Regions from separate parts of the Mus musculus genome. Here region 1 is linked to region 2. Evidence: chromatin loops called from intact Hi-C (ENCODE). Cell type or tissue: left cerebral cortex. All regions are shown on one strand. Links, peaks and the distances in the headings refer to the core of each region. The heading gives the core; the rest is flanking DNA. Region 1 holds the start of Bag4 (BCL2-associated athanogene 4). Region 2 holds the start of Pomk (protein-O-mannose kinase).

Evidence for each region. Peaks named below come from ENCODE experiments on the same cell type or tissue, not always from the same donor. Only the 100,000 strongest peaks of a DNase experiment are listed, where the experiment ranks them.
Region 1: it touches region 2 in a loop (2.6-fold over the local background); 17 of 42 quality-filtered maps call a loop at or near these places.

Annotation. Positions count from the first base shown.
Region 1 is chr8:25,778,929-25,790,698 of GRCm38, forward strand. Bag4 (BCL2-associated athanogene 4) reads right to left here and starts at 6,281. Exons shown (of 5, transcript NM_026121.3): 1 at 5,971-6,281. The coding sequence starts at 6,243. It overlaps Lsm1 (LSM1 homolog, mRNA degradation associated), which reads left to right and starts at 6,663. Exons shown (of 4, transcript NM_026032.1): 1 at 6,663-6,789. The coding sequence starts at 6,744. It also overlaps the pseudogene Gm46037. In left cerebral cortex, for the core only: a CTCF peak has its summit at 2,602 (motif pointing right); DNase peaks (open chromatin) are centred at 2,630, 5,568, 6,354, 6,575 and 1 more place; H3K4me3 peaks cover 2,551 bases; H3K27ac peaks cover 1,502 bases.
Region 2 is chr8:25,988,411-26,000,180 of GRCm38, forward strand. Pomk (protein-O-mannose kinase) reads right to left here and starts at 5,711. Exons shown (of 5, transcript NM_029037.4): 1 at 5,677-5,711; 2 at 1,240-1,331. It overlaps Gm31402 (a long non-coding RNA gene), which reads left to right and starts at 4,884. Exons shown (of 2, transcript XR_378826.3): 1 at 4,884-5,153; 2 at 8,002-9,819. Fnta (farnesyltransferase, CAAX box, alpha) reads right to left here. Exons shown (of 9, transcript NM_008033.4): 8 at 11,359-11,530; 9 at 10,278-11,154. The coding sequence ends at 11,038. In left cerebral cortex, for the core only: CTCF peaks have their summits at 1,765 (motif pointing left), 1,966 and 5,751 (motif pointing left); DNase peaks (open chromatin) are centred at 1,772, 5,093 and 5,718; H3K4me3 peaks cover 1,360 bases; H3K27ac peaks cover 971 bases.

The DNA of each region.
Region 1 (11,770 bases), core at 1,226-9,225, 210 kb before region 2:
TCTGAAACAGGCGAACTGGAGTTGAGAAGACCACCACACAGAGGCTAGTCTAGAGGCAGCAGGACCACAGGAAGAGAGTAGCTGGGGGTGAACTGCGGGAACCTGCCATTCTTTTCCCTGTCCAATCACACACAAGTATATCTATACATTTTTTCTTGTATTCCAGTACTTTCTGCTTATAACTTCAGTATCATCAACTCATATAGAGCAATCACAACTGGAACGTGTGACTCAAGCTGTGATAGCACCATCTTTTCAGGGCTTTGTCTTTAAATAAATTACATTAAGACACTAACTCTTGTAAGAATGCTCCAAACCAATTCTTTTTTTTTTTTTTTGGTTTTTCGAGACAGGGTTTCTCTGTGTAGCCCTGGCTGTCCTGGAACTCACTTTGTAGACCAGGCTGGCCTCCCGCCTGCTCTGCCTCCCAAGTGCTGGGATTAAAGGTGTGTGCCACCACTGCCCTGCTCAATTCTTAAACCTTTCTGACTGTCTAGCTGAACACACAATATGTTTTATTCTTTGAACTTACAGTTTAAGTGCACTTTTGGCTCATAACAAACCACTTTTATTCCCCTTATATAGATGGGTTTTATGGTTTGTTGACTATGCTGGATTAAACCTAGAGTTATTGTATATCTACGCTCTCTACCAAGAAGACAACAAGCTGACTGTTCTAGATGTGGTGAACCCAGGCCTACATCTTCAGACTCTTAAGAGTCAGTCCCTTCAGGTGAATCTCTAAGGTTCAGTTTAGCTACCAGGATCCTCCCACTATTCATTCCCTCTCTTCCTGACTCAGCTTCCTAACGCCATAGCTCCTTGCTTTTCTTTCTTCAGCCAGACTCACCTCACAAAAAAACATCACTGAAGACCACCTCCAACCCATCCCCAGCAACTATTAACTGTCATTCTCCCCTGGAAGGGGGAGTGCCTTGTCAGCCACTCTCTACCAACTTCTGTTTATGGCCTACAAATCCTCAGAAATGTGGGTCCTAATGAGCCTCTTCCCTGTCAAGGATGGAGTGCTTCTGAGCCCACTGGTGTGTAGGTCTTAAATAGTAACCACAGCTGCTGTGAGTTCATCAATGCAGCCATCGGGTCATACCCAGAAGACAGTCTTTCATAACACCCTCCTCCTTCCTCTGCCTCGTACATTCTTTCCACTCCCGCTTCTGTAGCGCTCTTTGATCCTCAGAGGGGATAAAATGCATGACCTCTTTAGGGCTGAACACTATAACAGTGACTTTTTTTCAGCACAATAACCAGTTGTCTGAGCATTATTAGTTACCACCCACTACAACACACTGACACAACCCACACACACACACTACCACTACCAACACTATCAAACCTTTGACCAAACCTGAGAATAGCACTAATCTGTGAACATAAACATAATCAGAAGGAAGATCTTTGGTGAGCACAATTTGTCCATTTAGCAAAACAGCAGTAGGAGCAGTTTCCCCACTCAGGTCTACGACATCCCCAGCCATGGGGTTCTGAGCAGGCTTACAGTACCAGGAATGAATTCTCTCCAGGAGAGTGGGGCTCAAAGCACAAGGTGCTTCGGACCCTACAACAGTCATGCCACTCCATCACACAGGTAGGCACGTTTTCCCAGGCAAGTTAGTGGTTTAGCATGAGCCCACTGTTAGAACCTAGGTAAAACAGTTACCTGGCTAGCCTGCCATTTATAGCAAAACTTTCTCATATGTTTCTGATGTTACTAGGAAACTTTCTAATTCCAAGATGATTACATATTCTGTTATGTTCTGTGCCCTAGGGAACCCATCACGATAGAAATCAGTACAACTGTGTAGCTGCCCCTGGGATGGACTCCAACATAAGGGAGACACCTGCATCAACAGAAGAAACTATTTGGAATAAGACTTCCATTTGAGTAGTGGTTGAGTAAAATTTAAGTTCCCAAGATCTCCCTGAGAACAGACATCCTACTTGGCAGAAAGAAATATGTATGTGGATAACTGACATCCTGGTTGGCAAGTTAAGACATGAACGTTAGACAAGTCCCATCCTGGTAGACAAGTTAGGACAAAGCAAGCCCCCAGCCACAGTTGAATACCCCAACCAATGCAAGCAGGATAAGTGTACAACAAAGACTTAATCCTAAGGAAATCCCCTATCTCTAAATCCTGATTGGTGGAATAACTTGGCACAGATGTTAATGGATTGGGGCTTAAAAACCCTGTAGAATCTTAACTTTGCATCATGGCTGTTACCAAATCTGGACCATGGCCCTGGTTGACCAGTCCTGGGGTGTATGCTCAATAAACTATCCCTGTCTGACAAAGATGGACGTTTCTTAGACACCAACATCCACAGCGAGTTAAGACTGTTCATAAACCTTTTTCCTCAAGCAGCCTGCACAGCAGCTCAAGGCATTATGAAAACTAGCCAGAAGGGAGAAAGTTTACAGGTCAGTTTCGCTTTGATTTCTCTACAGTCTGCAAAGTATGTGGTGTCTTCAACAATAGGATTTTATCATCCAGTTCTGATGGCTAACCAAGAACTGTGGCAGTAGGATAAATATATTACAAACACATGTATGTATGTGTGGCTGGTGCCTGAGTAGGCCATAAGAGGGCGCTGGACCACCTACAACTAGAGTTAACAGACAGCTGTGAGCTGCCATGTGGATGCTGAATTGAGCCCAGGTCTTCTAGAAGAGCAGCCACTGAGCTGCTCAGGCCTGGACGTTCTCTCTCTCTCTTTTTTTTAAAGGTAAAACCCTGTGCCATATTTAAATATATTAATTTCATTTGGTTGTTTTGTTTTATTGGAAACAGGGTTTCTCTATGAGGTCTGGCTACCCTAGGAACTTGCTCTATAGGACAGACTGGCCTTGAATTCAGAGATCCACCTCTGCCTCCCAAATGCTAGAACTAAAGACATGCACTACCATCACCAGCTGTTTTCAATATGTTAATTTAAAAACCAGGAAGGGTGGGGCTAACCTATAATCTCAGCATTTGAGAGGTAGAGGCAAGCAGCTGAAAATTTCAAGATCTTCCTTGGCTACATAGTGAGTTCAGGGCCAGTCTAAGATACAAGAGACCCTGTCTTGGAAAATTAATTGTCAAGTCTTAATTGTATGAGGACATACCTGTGTAATGCACATACATACAGAGGTCCAAGGCTGATTCTTTCAATACTTCTTCTACCTTACTCCATGAGGCACAGTTTCTCAAACAAACCCAGATCCTCCCCTCTTCCCCAAGGCCAGATACTCTTGCTAGCCAGCTTGCTTCTGGGGATCCTTCTCAACTTTCTAAAGACGGAATTACAGGTTGAGCCACTCCAGTCACCCAACATTTATGTAGGTTCTAGGGATCCAAAGCCCAGTCTTTTTTTGTTTTTGTTTTTTTTTAAGATTTATTTATTATTATACATAAGTACACTGTAGCTATCTTCAGACACCCCAGAAGAGGGTGTCAGATCTCATTACAGATGGTTGTGAGCCACCATGTGGTTGCTGGCATTTGAACTCTAGACCTTCAGAAGAGCTATCAGTGCTCTTAACCACTGAGCCATCTCTCCAGCCCCAAAGCCCAGTCTTTTTACTTGCAAGGTGTGCCATCTTCTTAGCCCTGCACTTTTTTTTTAAATTTCACACATAAGTATTATAAAATTTAGTAAAAGCCAATAAAGTTAAGATTGTGGATTTGGGGGAAAAAAAGTACATCTATGACAACATGCATAGGCAAAGGCAGAAGCAGAGGCAGGTGGATCTCTGTGAGCTGGAGGCCAGCCTGGTCTCCAGATGGTGTTCCAGAACAGCCAGGGCTACACAGAGAAACCCAGTCTTGAAACAAAACAAAACAAAATTTACAGATGCCCATTATTCATTTCCAGTTTATCTCAAACTATGCTAACCCCATAATCTGCCCTATATGCACAACTCTACTCCAAACCTCTTAACTCCCTACCAGATGCTAAACTTGAACTTTTGCAAGTCTTTCCCTAACCAGACAGACTTTTACTTTGATAGCAAACTCGATAGAAGCCAGTTTAAAGCTCGACTCCTTTTCCTCATCAACTGATCTTTAATCTGGGTACAAAAGTCCTTCATCTCTAGATCCTGTGATTACAGTAGATCCGCCGGCCTACTTATCCCATCCTACTTACTGAATCAGCACAGGAAATAGGGATCCTTCTTCCAGCTAACTTCTGAATACTACCTGGTTTCTATTCTTATACAATTTTTAGAGGAACAATTAGCCTACCCGTTTAAAATGTACAATTCAGTGGTTTTTAGGATACTCAGAATTGGGAAACCATCTTCACCAACTTCAGAACACTGTACCACCTCAAAGCCCAGTTTTGCAATTCTTCCTTCCAGTCCCCAACCTAGCAGCCCACCATGTTTCTGCCTGGAGGAATCGCTCCCTATGGGCACTACACATAAATGGAATCACACAATATGAAATGCAACCCTTTGACTAACTTCATCCAACAAGCATGATCTAGTTAAGGTTCATTCCATGTTGAAACAAGTATGTGAGTGGGGATGGAGGGGGGGGGTCAATTCATACCTTTCTAGATGTTATGTTCTAAAATGTTAGCCATGTTAGTTAATCCAGCAACCAGTTGATAACTGTACCAGTTATTTCTAATTTTTGGCCATTATCACTAATGATGTTAAAAAGATGTATTAAATAGTATATGGACATGTTTTCCTTTGTTGTGGTGGTGGTGGTTGTTGTTCATTTTTTGAGACAGGGTCTCACCACGTTGTCCAGGCTGTCCTGGAACTCATTATGTCCATGTGAACCAGGCTGGCTAGTCTGCCTCAGCCTCCTGGGTACTGAGATTAAACACACCAGCCCTTGTTTTTTGTTTGTTTTGTTTTGTTTTTTTGTTTTTTGTTTTTTTTTCAAGACAGGGTTTCTCTGTGTAGCCCTGGCTGTCCAGGAACTCACTTTGTAGACCAGGCTGGCCTCAAACTCAGAAATCCGGCTGCCTCCCAAGTGTTGGGATCAAAGGCATGCGCCGCCACCACCAGCAGACTTTTTTTTTGTCGTTTTTTGTTTTTTCAGCCCTTGTTTTCTATTTCTTGAGTATACTTACAAGTAGACCTGCTAGATCATAAATTAACTCTCTGTCAGAAGTTTTAGGAACGACCCAGCTATTTTCCAAAGCACTGTACTATTTTACAATCCCGTCGTGGATATGTGAGAATTTTATAATTAATTTTCTGCAAGTAAGAATGTTACAAAGGCCAAAAGATGTGTGCCACCATCCTAGAATGATAGCCCCATACGAAGATAAAATAGAAACACACTTTTGGCATGTATGCAAGCAACAAAATGTTACAGGTCCAAACATACTAAGCAAGTCGGTCTCTCAGAGCCTTCTCCATTCAAAAATTGGGAAGCATTAATAACATCTGTCTTGCAGTCTTGCGATGATTAAATAGAACATTAAGGTACTTTGCAACATTGATCCCTCCTGATTCAATTCCAGGCAAAGCTTTAGTGATAAGGAACTAAGTGATCAGCCCGCCCCGTTTCGATCCCTTCCCCGTGGGAGGGGCTGCTGAGTAAGGGCTGGGGCTGCAGCTCCCCGAGCCACGCAGGATAAATTGTTACAGCCCAATCACGCTAACCTACGCTCTCGGGAAAGAGATCCTGCAGCCTGCTACTAAGCTTAGGAAGTCAGCGCAGAATATTTTTTCGTTTTTTTTTTTCGTGGTTAACAAGAACACTTATGATGGCTGAAGTTAAAAAAAAAAGCAAAAACAAACAAACAAACAAACAAAACGAAGGGACAAATGGAACCCAAGCCTAGCTCCCCTCGCATCTCTGGTCCTCGTCTCTGCACCGTCCCCAAAAGAAGAACAAATCAGAGACCCGAGTCCTAACAGACCCTAAGTATAAAACCCCCAAATGTCCTCACCTCTGCCCAAGACTTCCCGACTGGAGCCCCGGAAAAGACTTCGAAGCTTACCTGGTGGCCTCCCCCGGCTCTGCTCGCTTCTGCCCAGGCGCCTCCCGAGGGGTAGTAGCCATCGCCACCTGCGCCTTCGCCCGGCCAGGTGGTCTCGGCCGGGGCGCCCCCGCGCCCTCGCCAGGAAACCGGAGGCTGGGGAGGCTCCGGACGAAGAGGGGGGTATAAGGGCGGAGGTACGTGCACCGGGACATCGCCTCCCCCGGGCCCGTAGTAGCGGCCGTAAGAAGGGCCGTCACTGGGGCCGTAGCCCGAGCGCCTCAGGGCCGACATGGGCTCCGCTGCCGCGAAGCGCTTCCCGCCCCCCACGACCGTCCCATTGCGCAGGCGCCTGCGGGAGGCCGCTATTGGCGAGCGGCGGAGGGGGATAGGACGGCTACAGCCAATCCCGAGCCGGTCCCGCCCCTTGCACGCCGAGCGCGGAACGGTCATGGACGGTACGGGTCAATCCGGGCCTCGGGTCGGGAAAGCGAGGCGAGGGGCAGCGCTCGTCACGCGTGAGGAAACGCCTATCCTCCGCCCTTCCGACCTGGACTTCACTGCACTGACTGGAGGGGAAGAGAACGTGGTCGGCCACCGACTGGCAACACGCCCGGCACGCCTCTTTCGGCGGACGGGCAGGCGATACCGGAAGTGGGTGGGGTCACCTGAAACGCTTCCGGCGACTAGCGGTGTCTGAGCTGCAGGTGAGCGGCCGGTTCCCGTCCGCGTCCCGCCGACGGGCGACTGGACGCCCTCGCGGCCGTCCGGTGCAGCCTTGCGAGAGCTCAAACATGAACTATATGCCCGGCACCGCCAGCCTCATCGAGGACATCGACAGTGAGTACCTAACCTCTCCCTCGGGGGAAGCCTGGTGTGGGACCCCTTTTCGAGTGGGCGTCCCTCGACAAGGGCCCAGAGAGTGATCTCTGGGCCCGGGCGGGGTGGTTCTGCCTTCACAGCCTCGGACGGAGCCTTTTCCCAAGCTGCCTTCTCTGTCCTTGAGCGGGTAACACCTCCCCGCCCCCCGCCCCCCAAGCTGTGAAACGCCTTCCGAGGGGCGCAGCATCCGACTTGGGAACGTGAAGGGCAGAGCACGCGAAGGAAGTCGCCTGAGCCACTTCGCGTTCCCAAGTCGGATGCTGCGCCCCTCGTAAGGCGTTTGACAGTGAATGGATGGAGATTGCTTCTAGAAAGGACTCACCAGACCCGACAACAGCAGTTGAATTTAATTAGCAGAGAACGTAGGCTTTCTGTTGTATAGCCACTAGCACTCTCCTTTTTCTGTAAGGGTCATTAGCACTTTCAGATTAAAGTTGTAGAGACAGGTGCCGGACGTAATAACGGGATTTTCTGCGAATGCTAAGTCACTTCAAACTTACTCTTTTCTGTTTGACAGTTTTGCTTTTACTAAAAGGAGGTTAGTCCTGTAAAAATAAAGAGGTTACAATTTCGGTTTTAAAAGGTTTAATTTATTGTGTATTTATGTCTCGTCTACATGTAATTAAACCACGGGCATATTGGTATCCACGAAGCCAGATGACTTTCTCTTCTTGGGATCCTCTGGAATTGGAGTTATGGACCGAGTTACAGAGTCACAGTGTGGGTGCTGAGAAAGGAACTCAGATCTTCTGCAAGAGCAACACGTGCTCTTCTGAACCATCTCTCCAGCCTCCACTTTCATTCCCCCGCCCCGAATTCTTACCTGTGTATGATTCCTTGAATATAACTTTTTTTTTTTTTTGGTTTTTCGAGACAGGGTTTCTCTGTATAGCCCTGGCTGATCTGGAACTCACCTTGTACACCAGGCTGGCCTGGAACTCAGAAATCTTCCTGCCTTTGCCTCCCAAGTGCTGGGATGAATATAACTTTTAAAGCAGCATTAAAAAAACAAACAAACAAACAAAAAAAAAAAACCGCTGTATATGAGCATGTATGTATGTGCATTGCGAGCTTGCCTGGTGCTGGAGAGAACAGAAGAGGGTACTGGGTCCTCTGGAAGACCAGACAATACTCTTTAGCACTGAGCCATCTCTCAGGTCTATAATCAGCATTTTAAAATCATTTTAATACTGTGACTTTTCAAAAGCAAAATGATTTACAACTTCAAACAAGTAAAAATGTTTTGTGTGAGTTTGCAAATTAGAGAGCAGCTGTGATTATATAGACTGGGATAAACATATTAAAGTTTGCTCATATATTACAGGTATAGATATTAATATATATTTATATGTGTATTATAGCTGCATACACATATACACTACTTTATAAGCCTATCTATGAAGTGTGATGAAATACTCTTAGTGGAACTTTTTGCCTTCACCTTTCCTTAGATACGTGAATTACCGAAGCTTCTAACAACAAGTCTGCTATCTTACTAAACGCGCTTGTGTTCTCAAGCCTTCTTGGACTTTGTGGATCTCAGACCCTTTCATTTGATATACAACCTTTAGAACGTGTCTGTCCCAGTCTTTATGGGGCCTTTTGGTTTTTTCGAGTTGTTTTTGTTGTTATTGCTTGTTTTTGTTTTGTTTGTTCTTGGGTTGAGACAGGATCTCTCCATGATCCTGGCTATCCTAGAATGCCCCTGCCTCTGCTCTCCCTTGCTCTGATTTAAGATAGGTGCCATCATGCCTGGTTCAGCTATGCTTGAGTCTTCTAGCTCAGATATAGCTCAGTGGTGTGTCTCCATCAGACTCGCATCCCTTCCTGAGTACCCCAGTGCACTGCAGCTTTGACTCTGCTGACCATCTTTGTCTAGATTTTGCTGTCAGAAGCTTTGGGGTTTTGTTCTTTTTTTTTTTATTGGTTTGGTTCATTTTTGAAAGGGCAGCCACCAGGCTGGCCCCTTTAAATCATAGCATTCCTTCTGTCTCTGTTTGTAAAATTCTGGGGTTACTGTGTATTGGTGGCTCAAATCCCAGTACTCAGGAGGCAAAGGCAGGCAGATCACTGTGAGTTCCAGGCCAGCCTGGTCTACGAAGTGAGTTCCAGGACAACCAGAGCTGTTACACAGATAAGCCTTGTCTCCAAAAACAAACAAACAAAAATTCTGGGGTTAAAGACATGGGCCACCTTGCCTAGCTTTGGCTTGAAGATATGTATATATATATAAATTTTTTTAAAGATGTATTTAGTATCTATAAGTATCTTGTAGCTGTCTTCAGACACATCAAAAGAGGGCACCAGATCTCATTACAGATGGTTGTGAGCCACCATGTGGTTGCTGAGAATTGAACTCAGGACCTCTGGAAAAGCAGACAGTGCTCTTAACCGCTGAGCCATCTCCAGCCCAAAGGTGTAATATTTTTAAAGATTTATTTATATTCATGTGTATCTTTTTTCCTATGAATTTTTAGAGATTATTTACTTACTGTTTATATGTTTGTGCCTACATGAATAATGAATTTATATGAAGTGCATGTGTGCAGGATGCAGAAGGAGGGCCTGGATATGGAGTTAAAAAGAGCCACCTCATGGTGTATAAGAGAAGCAGTGTTCTTCACTGTTGAGCCAGTTTTCTAGCCCCTCGCCCCTCGAAGCTGTATTCATAGTTATAAATATAAGGCCTTCCTTTTAAGTGCAGCTGTACATTGTGTTGTGTGTTTGGGTTTTTCAAAAGGTTTATTTAGGTATTTATATTTATGTGTACATGTGTGTACCTGTATGCTTACATGGATTATGTTCATGCAGGAACTGACATCAGGTAGTGTGAGCTGGGAAGTGAGCCTGGGTCCCCTAGAAGAGCAGTAAGTGCTCTTAGCCACCAAGCCATAGAACCTGCCCTCTGTTTTCTTGGTTTCTCCAACTCTAGTTCTTGAGGATTTTCTTAGTTCTCTAGACTTTACTGTTCTCTAAACTAGGTGTCTGAGTTGCATGTTGGGTTTGTTTTCTCTACATCTCTAGACATTCTAGTTGGGCTTAGCATCGTAACTTCCAATCTTTCTTTCTTTCTTTCTTTCTTTCTTTTTTTTTTTTTTTTTTTGATTCAATAAAGTTTTCTTTTCCCAAATGTACAGCTGATTTACCTGTTCATGCACCTTCCCCAGCAGCCGGAGCGTCTCCACTCTTTGTGTTTCTGGTGTAAATGACTTGGGCTCTGTGCTTTGAAACCAGCTTGATAAGTCCTTCACTAAGGAGCTCCTGGAGGGCTGTCCTGGCCAAGGGAACCTCGAATCTGAATTCAGTCTTTCCGGAGATCACAGCTGGAGTAATAAGCTTGTCGTATGTGGCTTTGTCAAACAGGACAAGATTGTTCAACTTGTTCTGAACTCAGCCTTTGGACCACTTCTTCTTCTTGGCCTTGCCACCAGATTTATTTACTGGGTCTTTGTCCTTTTTGGCCGTCTTTCCGGCATCTTTCTTCTTCTTGTCGTCTTTGGGCGGCATGGCGAAGCTCAGAGAGTCGTGTGAATCACTGCAGCCTCACTAAGATGTCGGAAAAAAGCCAATTTTTCTATACATCAGTCTTTCATGCTTCCTCATTCTTTTGAAGTTAAACCTGCCTTCAATACTTGTCAGAATTTAGCTCCTGTTCTTTCTTTTAACTTTGAGCCGAATGTGAACATGCTACTTCCCCTTATACTTAATTTACAGATTCTCTAATCTTTTGTTTCCACTTTCTCTTTCTCATAGCCAAGATTTATTTATCCTTAAGGATCCAACTGGGATAGGTCTAGTTTCTTTTTTAAGTCTTACATAATTAAGATTTGCATGCTTATGATACTTAATTATAGCTAATGATGACATAACTCCTTTAGAGGAGACTCATTGCCCTTCTTTTCAGACAGACAGTGCTTTATGCTGGGCACTGGTGGCACACACCTTTAATCCCAGCATTCAGCAAAGGTAGGCGATAAGTGAGTTTGGGCCCAACCTGGTCTACAGAGTGAGTTCCAGGGCAGCCAGGTCTATATAGAGAAACCCTGGGGGGAAGGGCATTCACTGCCACACCTGGCTTGGTGTATGCGCTTTATTTTTGAGCGGGGCATAATGAAGCACATTATGTGTCTCCTAAGTGCATTAATCCTAGCACTTAGGAGACAGAGACAGAGGTAGATAGATCTCTGTGAGTTCAAGGCCAGCCTAGTTTATAGTTTCAGGACAGCCAGAGCTATACAGTGAGACCCTGTCTTAAAAAGAAAAAAACAGGGGTTGGGGATTTAGTTCAGTGGTAGAGCGCTTGCCTAGCAAGCACAAGGCCCTGAGTTCGGTCCTCAGCTCCGGAAAAAGAAAAAAAGGAAAAAAAAGAAAAAAGAAAAGAAAAAAACAAGGCTAGTGAGATGGTGCAGTGAGTAAGAGCACTGACTGCTCTTCCGAAGGTCCTGAGTTCAAATCCCAGCAACCATATGGTAATGAGATCTGACTCCCTCTTTAGGAGTGTCTGAAGACAGCTACAGTGTACTTAGATATAATAAATAAATAAATCTTTTAAAAAGAAAAAAACCCAAAAGTACTTTATGCATAGCATTAAAGAAATGACTGGTTGAAATCTTGCTTTTCTTTTTTTTTCCCCACCTCTCCTTTGCTTGCTTTTCTAAACGATGCTTATCACACTTCAGAGTCCCCCACATCACACTTTCTGTGGTTGTTTTGGTGTGTCCTTCATCCAACTGTTTTGTTATTCTGTTGTATTTTTTGTAAGATGTAATTTTTTTGCTTTCATCCTACAGTGAATATAAATTCATGAGGTTGGTGACTTTGAGACCTCAGAATAGTTTAGAGCAATGGTCCTCAACCTTCCTCATTCAACAACGCTTTAATACAGTTCCTCATGTTGTGACCCTCTACCATAAATTTATTTTTGTTACTACATCATAAC
Region 2 (11,770 bases), core at 1,384-9,383:
ATTTATAAATGTATTTATACACATATATTTAAATAGACTTAATATATTTAAAAACGTTATGTTGATGATGACGATGGTGTGTGGGTAGGGTGAGCACAAGCTACAGCAAGCATGGAGAGGTCAGAGGACAGCTGTGTGGAGCTGATTCTCTCTTGCATCTTTAAGTGGGTTCTGAAGTGACAGGCCAGGTGGTGGCGGCGGCGCACGCCTTTAGTCCCAGCACTTGGGAGGCAGAGGCAGGTGGATTTCTGAGTTCGAGGCCAGCCTGGTCTACAGAGCGAGTTCCAGGACAGCCAGGGCTATACAGAGAAACTCTGTCTCGAAAAACCAAAAAAAAAAAAAAAAAAAAAAAAAAAAGATGTGACAATGTGACAGGCTCACCCACCAGGCACCTTTATCCACTGAGCCTTCTCTCCAGCTCACCTTCATAATCCTTAGAGGGACCAGGTGTGCCTCAACTTAGACCTTAGGTCTAGGGGTTGTAATTGTTTTTTCTCTACAAAGTATCAAATGCTAAATAGGCTCAGGAGTCAATGTCAAAACCAAGTGACAACCACATGGGTGTTGTGAGGTGCAGAAAGGGGACAGGTGCCCTGGATCACCTGTCTGCCACTCGGCTCCGCTGTGGGGTGTCAGAGAAGCTGCTGCCGAGTGCAAAACCAAAGCTCTGAGGCTGCGCTCTAACACCGTCTACTCAACAGACACAAGACTCTGAACGTCGTCCGGTTCTTATGCAATCACAACATAACTCTTACCCAGGGTTTACTGAGAGAAAGTGGCCGGATACAGCTCACTGGTAAGTGCTTGCTTTGCTCCTGGTTTTTATAAAACCAGGCGGTCGATTGTAGCTGGCCAAACCTGGCATCAGATGGTAGGATTCCTTCCTTCTTGCAGACCGAAGTCATTTCACCTCATGCTGGGTCTCTGGTAGCTCTGTAAATGCTCACAATCCCTAAGTTTACACTGTAGCCCACATCTTTCTCCCAACACTCCGTGGGCTCCATGTCTGGATGCCCCCTGCCCCCTCCCCAGCACACCCCTTCTCTGGGGTTCTCACTCTTTCATTCGGACAGAATCCATTCATCGTTCACGACACCGATCAGAGTGACTCCGTCCTTCCCTCCCTTGAGCCCAGAATCAGCCCAAGTCCTACATACATACTGTATCACCTGACTCTAGCCTGTTCTCAGCTGCCCTTCCCTCACTCCACCCCTGTCATGTGCCACCAGCACCCCTTACCTGGCCTTCTACAGCCGAACCCTGCATGGTCTTTCTGTGTTCCAGTCCATTATCCATGCAGCAGACAGGATCTTCCTTCTTTCACAAAATGCCTCAAAAGAAAAATACAAATAAAATTATAACCATCTATTCTGTCTTTGTTAATCTATACTTGTCCTGACTATATTTCAATTTTTCAAAAAAAAATACATATACATATATTTATTTTTGAAGGTGGCTTACTGGGGCCCAACCCAGAATCTTGCATAGCACGTGATTCCCTCACTGAGCTACAACACACCCCAGCTTGATCTCTGAGAAAGAATTGAAATGTTACATATACCCCTGGAGCACCTCTGATGCCCTCGTCATCCCCTCATTAGCCTCATGGTTGTTCTCTGGTGCTCTCCAGTTGTGGATCTGGGAACTTGGGAGGACGAACAATTTCCTAGGTGCTCACGGACTGATCAGAATCAAAGTCTGCTTTGAAAAGTTCTCTAAGCCCTCTGGATGAATGCTAAGACGAGGCCCTCTAGTGGACGCCGTCGAACCCGCGTGTTCCTGAGAGCACAAGTCTCTCCGCCCAACTTCTCAGGCATTGTGCTTCTTGCTGTAGCCTGGAATTCTGCTGTGGGAGAACAGTCCAAAACTGTTGTGCGAGGGCAACTCTGGGAGCTTGTGAGAAGACTCAAGAAAACAACCCAAGAGTCCTGTGACCTCGGTTTCTTAGACCCACAGAATCAGTCTTGGAATGTGCTCTTAATGCTCCTCCCAGATGGAGCGGATAGGCGTGGGTTTACTTCAGCTGCAGTTATCCACGTGACTCTATGGGAGAATGCTGTCTGCCACATGCGGCTTGCCCTTGTGATTGGACACTTGGCCCAGATGACTCTCCTTAACCCTCAGAGTATAAGTTGTCCGATGCTCTGAATAAAGATGGCTACGGGGAGAGACTTTCGTCTGCCTCATTTTTAGGCCCTGTTCTCACAGGTTCACAACACCAGCTAGAGCAGCGAACACTCTACAACTAATGTTTTTTAAAGCACAGCATAATTGTTGTTATAACTTCTTACATTTTATTTATTTATCTGAATATAGAAAGATGACACCTGCTAAGGCATACATGTGGAGGTCAGAAAACAGTTTGTAGGAACCAGTTCTCTCCTACTATGTGGGTCCTGAGGGCTGAACTCAAGTTACTGGGTTTGACAGCAAGCCCCAATCTCCACTGAGCCATTTTGCCAGCCCACCCACCACAATGTATTTTAGAGATGCATCTATTGTACTTCATTAGTTGCGACTGACTCTAGGACCATTAGTGAATTAATTCCCACCCCCCCCTCGCCCCAGCCTCATGGTATAGAAAGAGCAACTATACATACGTCTTGCCTCCCATGTCTCCTATGTGCTGGGATTATAAACATTCACAACCACCCAGGTGTGAAACACACAATTTGAACAATTTGAGCCACAGTCTCGGTCACAGAGCCTGATCCTTCCAAACCACAGATTTAATCCCACCCTCACATCCTCCTGGCCGGGAAATACAAGCATTCAATAGTCCCACTGTGTCCCGAGGAACACACACGTCTAAATGCGTTCTACTGGCTGGTTTCATGTGTCAACTTGACACAGCTGGAGTTATCACAGAGAAAGGAGCTTCAGGTGAGGAAATGCCTCCATGAGATCCAACTATAAGGCATTTTCTCAATTAGTGATCAAGGGGGAAAGGCCCCTTGTGGGTGGGACCATCTCTGGGCTGGTAATCTTGGGTTCTATAAGAGAGCAGGCTGAGCAAGCCAGGGGAAGCAAGCCAGTAAAGAACATCCCTCCATGGCCTCTGCATCAGCTCCTGCTCTCTGACCTGCTTGAGTTCCAGTCCTAACTTCTTTCAGTGATGAACAGCAATGTGGAAATGTAAGCTGAATAAACCCTTTCCTCCCCAACTGCTTCTTGGTCATGATGTTTGTGCAGGAATAGAAACCCTGACTAAGACATGCATGGATGAGTCCTGAGTGACTAGGGATGTAGATAGTTGTGCTTAGCATATTCTACGATGCGGTGCCCTGGAGAATACCAACGGGAACATAAACTCCTGGAACCCAGTCTTGGCTGGCTTACCTCTCTACACGCACGCATGCATGCTATGGGCCACACTCCAGCCCCCATCTACTCCTAGGTGTTCAAAGAAACCCTTTGGGAGCTGTGTAGGCCTTTCCCTTCTAGATTATGTGCTCCTTGATGTCTGTCTCCTGTTCTGTTTGGTTTCCCACTGTCTGCAGTGCCTCGAACAGCAGGGACTTGAATGTACCAACTCCTCACGCCCCCCCCCCCCCCCGCGTCTCTTCTTCAGTTCTCTGTGGGATCCGACCTGTAACGCCTCTCATCCACCCATTTCTTCTTGCACCCGGTGTCGCCACACCAACACCATGGTTACATCTTCCCAGTGTCAAGTCTCAACCTAACCTCCCCCTCATCTTACCTGGCCACTGGGTGAATGCAAGCTTCATGCAGCCTAGAGCTCATACCGTTTTAGGAAGGAAAGGATGCTCCCCAAGAAAACAACACAAGGCAGACTGGGCAGATTGCTCAATGGGTAGTGAGGACCCCAGAATCCCAAAGAAGCCAGATGTACTGTAATCCCACTGGTGGCGGATAGTCGAAAAGCTGCTGGACCAGCTAGCCAGACACATGGCGGGACACCACAAAGTGACACCGTCTCAAACAAGGCAGGAGGCCAAGAGCCACACCCATGTTGCACTCTGACCTCCACATGTACACCATGACACACGTGTGAAACACGCACATAGGCACACACACTTTTGAATGTAAAATTGTCAGCCCCTTTCCAGGGTTTTTGCAAGGGATTTGTGGCAGCACACAGAAACTGTCTTTATTGGGGGCTGGAGAGGTGGCTCAGCGGTTAAGAGCACTGATTGCTCTTCCGAAGGTCCTGAGTTCAAATCCCAGTAACCACATGGTGGCTCACAACCATCTGTAATGAGATCTGACTCCCTCTTCTGGTGTGTCTGAAACAGCTACAGTGTACTTACAATCTTAAAAAAAAAAAAAAAATTCTCACCCACTACTCATACTCCAGTACCATATATGCATGTTCAGTCCCCTATGGTCTGGGTGAGCATCCTCCAAAGGCCCATTCATTAAAGACTTGGTCTCCAGCTGTTGGCACTACCAGACAGCAGCAGAACCTCGAGGAGGCAGAGTCTGCTACAAGGAAGCTTCTGTCAGTAACACGTGACCTAGAAGGAGACACTGGGCCCTCAGCCTGTGTCTCTGTGCTTCCAGGATGCCAGGAAGTAAGATGACCTCTCCCATCATGGTCTTCCCCTCTTCAATTTTCTCTTCCACCGCTCTCTCCCGCCACGACGAGCATAATGACCACAGGCCATAAGCAAAGAATCCCACGGCTGAGCCCAAGAAAATCCTTCCCCTTTAAAAGCTGACCATAGCAAGAAAGGCCAGCAACACTGACAAAATGCTGCAGGAACCCAGAATTCATATTTTTCAATCTACTTATTTTATACACAGGAGTGTTCGCTTGCATGCACACTGTACAATATGTGCTATGTGTGCCTGGTGCCGAGGGAGGTCAGAATACAGTGCTGGATTCCCTGAAACGGAAATTATGGACAGTGGGGAGCTATTAGGGAATTGAACCCAGGTCCTCTGCAACGAGTGCTGTTAGCCACTAGCCATCTCTCCAGCCTTAGAATCCATACTATCAGATCTATGCGGAACCCTCTTTGCTTGGCAATCGATTAACACACCTGTTTCTTGTGGACCGCCCAGGCAGCCCAGAGCTTAAAGAAGTGAGTATGTGTGGTCGGCAGAGCGGGAACTTCCGGCACTGTTTAAACACCAAGGCTATTTGATAACGGTGAAAAAGGACCAGCTGCTGTATGTCGACTGCTTAGGTTAGTCAAGGGAAATAAGTCAACTAAATGAATTGCCAATATGCAGAATATTTTACACAATTCGAGAAGGAGCTGGTGTCACCCAATTCAGACTAAATTTCATTTCCCGATAACTATTTAAACAGTCTGGATGTTATTTAGTTTGGACAGGCGAAGGTGGGGGCGGGGGGCATCAAATTTACTAAAGGTCTAAAACTGGTTTTTAACAAAGAGGGGGAGAGAAAGCGAGAGCATGGCGGACAGCCTCCGCTCACATGGTTCAATAGCAGCTCCCGGTGCATGGTACTGGGATACCATGGATACCGGGAGAGGGGTTGCGTGGTGAGCATCCAAAGGGAATGCATGGTGCACCCGGAGGAGGGGTGCGCGGTAAGCACGGGAGGAGCCAGCACCAGTACCCGGTTTAGTTTTCATGATCCCCATGAGAGGATCCACTTTGGGATTGGGTCCGGGGGCTCAGGAGGGTCAGGCTTGGAAAGGCCCCACAGAACCCTGTCCCGCTTCACTACGCCCCGGAGCCTACCTGGCGACCACCAAATCCGGCTCGCATTCCAGGACGCCTGCGCGGCCGGAAGCGGTCGGAGACGAGCGTGAGGCTGCCTCCTGGTGGCCGCCTCTTGCCTTACAGTGGACGCCCGCGCCAGCGTAGGCGCGGTCATCCATACCCTGGTCCTCATTTCCTCTAGCCAAACTGGTGAAGGCCAGGCTGCAACAGCAAGGTTGAGCCTGGGACTGGGGACCTCAGAGGGGCTGCTTCCTGATCTACAGCTCTACACTCTCTGCAAAGCGGTGGCTGCCAAAGAGTGATCCTCAGAAAAGCAACACGAGCAAATCGCAGAGTGAGGCTCAGTGCACTGATAATGCCTCTGGCTTTGAAAACTATGTGACTTTGGAGCTTTGGCCTGAGACGCCAAGCTGCGCGTCACAGATTTCAGGGCCAAACCTCAAGTCATGCGAAGGCTGGAAGGTCTCAGCGTGCTACACTAGTATTAGTACTGGAAGTGAAATGGGAGGGGTAAGGTTGGGAAATGGAAAATCAGACATATCATCTACTTCTAAACTGATTTATTTTCCAGATTTGAAATCAAAACATACAGTGTGTGGGTAAAAACAAAAACCATCTATGTTTATTATCCAAACTCTAAGCATGCTAAAGAACCCAGAATCTTGATCTAGGAAGCACTAGAGGAACCGACAAAACTCCCTTCAAAGAATCCCTGTAAGCAACTTTTGCTTCTCAGACTGACAAATGCGTTTGTGTGTGGTGTGCCAGAGAACTCAAAGGCCAGGAGTGATAGATAGACTTGCTGGTAATTGTGGTCCCCCAGATACCAATGCTATATGAACTAAACTCAGGTTCTGTGGGGCCATCTCTCCAGCACCAGGGCTATTTATAGTAGAAAATATACCTGGATGTATAACAGCAAGTATTTCAGAAATAAATTATAGGCATTATATAAAAAACACCATTAAGAACACTGTTTAATGAATAGTTTCAGTTTGTGAAGCTTTAAAACTTCTGGTGATGATGGAGGTAATGGTTGTAAAATAATGTGAATATATTGGATGCCACTGAAATAAACACTTAAAAATGACTCAGATACGGGCTGGAGAGACCCCCTCAGTAGGTAAGAGCATTGGTTGCTCTTCCAGAGAACCTGGGTTCCTGGCATCCACTTGGCAGCTCACAACCACCTGTAACTGAGTTCTAGAGGATTAGACCTCCTCCGCTTCTGCCCTCTGAGGGCACTGCACACACGTGGTGCTCAGACATATAAGCACGCAGAACACCCAGCCACATAAAATAAATTCCAAAGCAACCTGTTACAAAAGGACTAAAATCAGGAGGTGTGTTATATAGAGTTTGCTATAATAAGTGATGATGCTGCAGGGGGCCACAGAGATGGCCAGCAGGTCAGCGTGCTTGCCACCAAGCCTGACCATCTAAGTTCAGTTTCCTAGGACCCCTCCTAGGGGAGGGGAGAAGGATTCTCACCATGTCATCCTTAGATCTCCAAATGCACACGCATGGACACACACACACCAAATAAACGTGACATTAGGTGATGCTGTGATGATGCATCCTGACATGAAGAGCTATTCATGGCACATGGATGTAGTGCTTTTGATGCTAAGCATCCCGCATAGGTCCACGTGGTCCTCTGCGGGGCAGGCTGCTTTGGAAGTGGAGCCCTGTTAGAGGATGCGATTCCTTAACAGGCCTTACTTCCTGTTCACGCTCTGTTTCCTGGGTCTGAGTGCCAATCTCCCATGGGGCAGCCATCAAATCACTCACTGTCTGCTGCTGTATCCGTCTTGAAATGATAGCCTGTGTGCCCTTGGCATAATGAAACAAAGTAACAAGTTGCTTTTGTCAGAGAATTTGATTACAAGGTGAAAGTTAACTAAGACAATGGCTAAGGGTGGGAAACAATCCCATGCTTTAAAAATGTTTTTAATGTTGTGGCACCTGGATCGACTCCAGGAGCCCATGCTATCCTCACACCCCGGAAGCCAATAAAACAGTGATTTCAACAAAAGATGGGGAGGGGACTTCCGAGAAAGATGGGAAACTTCCATAAAGCACAGCTTCAAAATCCAAGCAAAATTAAGGGTAGAGCTATTTGTGTGGTCAAGGAAGACTGGCATTTGGAGCAGCATGGATCTGGTCAGGGGATGTCTGCTCTGTTCTCCCCTGACCTAAATTCAGTACGGCTAAAACCTGGAAGTCCTCTAGTTAACCACGGAGCAGCAAAGAAGACTCCTAAGTCAGGAAGTAGAGGAAACCCTCATTTCTGTGTTGTTCTATCCCTGTTCTCACTTCTGCCTTTTCCTTATTTATTCCCAGCCACCTGCACCACAGTAGCATATGTGACTGCCAACCAAAAACTGCAGGACCAGAACACAGTAAAGCCTTCCTTTCTACCCAGTGGAAATGGACTCTGAGGAAGCCCAAACCAGCTCGCCCTGCCTCCCTCCCCAGGCCCAACCTGCTTCATTGCTATAGCACGATTGTGGACGTAGGCAGATTCTTGTCTGTGTGTGTTTTTAAAATTATTATTTTTTTCTTATTCTTAGGGAATGAATTAAGGTCAAATCCTCCCCCATTTCCCTTCTACACTCTCTTCCCAACATGTCCCCTTCCCACCTCCATGTCTCCCCGCCCTCCCCTTGGTGCTGCTCCTACTGGGGCTGCCCCTATATGGAACCTTCAGGGCCAGCAGGATTCTGTAGAGATTCTGTGTGAGTCCTCAGCTGCTTCACAGCAGTCCTGCCTTTGTTTTTCCGCACACAAGTCCCTTGTTCTAGTATCAGAAACAGCCAGCGGGTATGAGTGTGCACATGCACGTACAGGTGTGTACACACCTAGAGAGGCCATCTGAGCATAGGAAACCTACCAATGGCTTCACCTTCAGAAAGGATTCTCGATCCAGTGATCGAGTGGCAGTCTTTTCTTGGTAAGGGGTTAGGGGAGAAAGCACTTCCCCAGGCTATGCTGGAGTTTCAGCTGGCTCAATGCTTTGCAGGTAATCACAGTGGCTCTGAGTTTCTGAGCACAACAGCTGTGGCCCACCCCGTTCACAGCCAGCATCCCACCGGCACTCGCTCCTCCTCGCCCTGTCCTCTGGCTCTTACATCCATCCTGCCTCCTCCTCCTGAGTCAGATGCCTCACGTCGGGTTGAGCACCCAATCCCTACTTCTCGGCGCTGTGCATTTCTGTAGATTGCTGCGCAGGTTCTTGACTGTCAAACTGGAATCTGGGTCTCTGGCCAGAGAACTGACATGGGCTCTCCGTGAAAACGAAATGTTCTGTGTGTAGGGTGTGCTGGGACTTGCCTTTAATCTCAGCACTCGGAGGCCGATTGACCTGGACATCACACACCTGATTCCAACCACACAGGACACTTCGAGAACTATGCTAATGACGAGGGTTCTGCTCATGACCAAAATAATGCTGAAGGACATGCAAACTCTTGAAACAAACCTTAAAGTACAAAGTATCTCAAAGGGGCGGAAATGGCTGAGCTGTTGTGGGCACACACTGTTCTTATGGTGGATCTGAGGGACAAACACAGAAGTGATGGCAGAGCAGAGGGTGCGGAGCAGCCTGAGGACAGACTAACAGAAGCATCTCTGAAGGCAGGGTCTGGCTACCCAGTAGCCTCTGGAGCATGGGAATTATAGCACATATCGCCATGCCTGCTTGTTTTGGTCAAGGCAGAATCTCACTTGGTCGCCCAGACCGCCACTGAACTTGTAAACCTCTGCGTGCAGGGATCCTAGCTATGTGCTACCATGCTGGGCCCTAGAAACAAAGGTAAGTCGCTGACAGCAATTTCTGAGGATAAATGTTCTTAGACTGGCGGGTTTTGTTTTTTTGAGACAAAGTCTTCCTATGTGGCCTAGAGGACCCGGACTCTGAAATGTAGACCAGGCTGGTCATAAACTCACAAAGATACACTTGACTCTGCCTCCTTGGAGGCGTACACCACTACAGTTGACTACTAGGCTGTGTTTTGTTGTTTCTACTTCAATGCTGCTAAAAAAAAAAATAAAATAAAAATGCTATTTTCAAATATAGAACTAGAGATTTGGGAGATCTACAAGTGACAAACACTGACATAAGATGTAAAAACAAAAATAAAATGTTAAAAGTGACTTAAATGTATTTTCTCTACTAAAAGTTACTTCCCAACTTTATGTGGAGAAGAGGCTTATTCAAGTCTTCACAGGGATCTCCTCAGCTGCGGTTTGGTGTCCTAACACTGAAATCCCTATGGACTGCTGCTGCGGCTAACACACTACTCTGAGGCACTCAGACTCCTTTCTAACCCCACTCTAGTCTCAAGTGACTGGTAGAGGCCAGAAATCAAGGGACTACATTTCAGAGCCTCTGGTCGGCCAGTACATCGCAAGTGTGCTTCCATAGAAGGTGGCAACCTAGAGCTGGCATAGGGAACCGTGCGTTCCAACTCCTCACGCCGCAGTTTCCCAGCTCTGGTACAGGCAGCAGCAACTTGTTGCTATGGCATAGCGTGGATGTGGGATAGACTTCAGAAGATGAGGCAATGACTGTGAGCTATCTATGCTGATTAAATTCAGTTTAAATTATCTTGAGTCCATTTTGTTGCTGACAAGAAAAACAGGACCAATTTCCATTTTTAATAAATTCACATTTCCCTCCCATAATCACAAAATGTATAGTAATATTTTCTTTTTAAGTTTTTGACTTTTTTTTTTTTTTTTCAAAGAAGGCTACCCTCTATATTCTGAACTGGCCCAAACCTCTCTATGTAGTCCAGACTGGCTCAAACTTGCAGCAATCCTCCTGTCTCAGCCTCCCAAGCACTGGGCTTCTTGTTTGTCCCTTATATACTGTTAAACATCAAACACTATGGAATTGTTTATAGATAATGTGACTTTATTATAAAACCTTTCTTTTGGCATTAGTTGGTTACAGTGATAGCAAGATCCTGTGAGTGCGCACAGCAGCTCTAACCAACAGGCGCAGTTGCCGCATAATGCACCGAGATTCAGGTTACTGCAAATCAATCGTCACTCCCAGCGCACAGCCTTGCATACACATCTTTCAGGAGGAGCGGATTCTACAGGACTGGACTAAATGTTGGGAAGACTACAAAAGCAGTAGTTCCTTTATGGGAAACTTTCCTCACCCTCCCCTCCAATGACTTTGCTTTAGAAAATGGATTCTTAGAGCTCGTCTGAACAGCGTCAGCACACAGGAGTCATACTTAGTTCTTGTTAAAAGCAGCACCTGGACAGCTTTAGCGCACAGGCAAGAGATGACCGCTCTAACCACTCTACGCTCCTGCATAAGAGGCCTTAGAAAGCATCGTCCACTTCTTCCGGATGCCCTCGCTGCTATACACTCGCCGGTATGTCACTTTCTCTGCAGTGTTTACTCTGAAGGGACCGTCCAATATACCTCCAATATTCCTTTCTTATAGTGTCCTTTTCTTTAGCTAGGATCTCACATAACTGAAAATGAAAAATAAAAATGTATTAATGTTTAATTCACTCTCAAGGGCATATGTCAATTTAACATGGGTCCTGCACAAATGAGAGATACCGCACAGCAGTTACAACTGACAGTACGCCCCCAAACTAGAAAGAGCCCTGAGAAACTCCATGAGGTATGATGCAAGAGCAGTGGCAGTGGGAGAGACAAGGAGAGGAACTCACCTCTAGTGCTTTATTAAGAATGTCCTCCTTGTTGTCACACTGGTTTTCTAGCATGTCTTCATAGACATCCACAAGAAAGGCAATCAGGTACGGAGAACTGTGGCTTGGTTGTAAATCAAGCAACTGATTTAATAGATTAGGGTATCTAGAAAGACCACGGTCCTGCAGAATCCTAAAACAAAACAAAACAAGACTCCATTCTGAGAGCGCACACACGATCGGAGAAAGATCAGGAGAAAGAAAGCCTGAGGCACGAGCTAGGGAAGACTGGTTATGAACAAGAGAGGCGGGAAAAGAAAGAAGAACTTATTTTAAACTGTGTGGGCCTTATTGATGGAGGTTAAAGTTCAGTAAAAATAACTTAAAATACAATGAAGTTGGACTGGGGATGTGGCTCAGTTGGCAGAGTGCT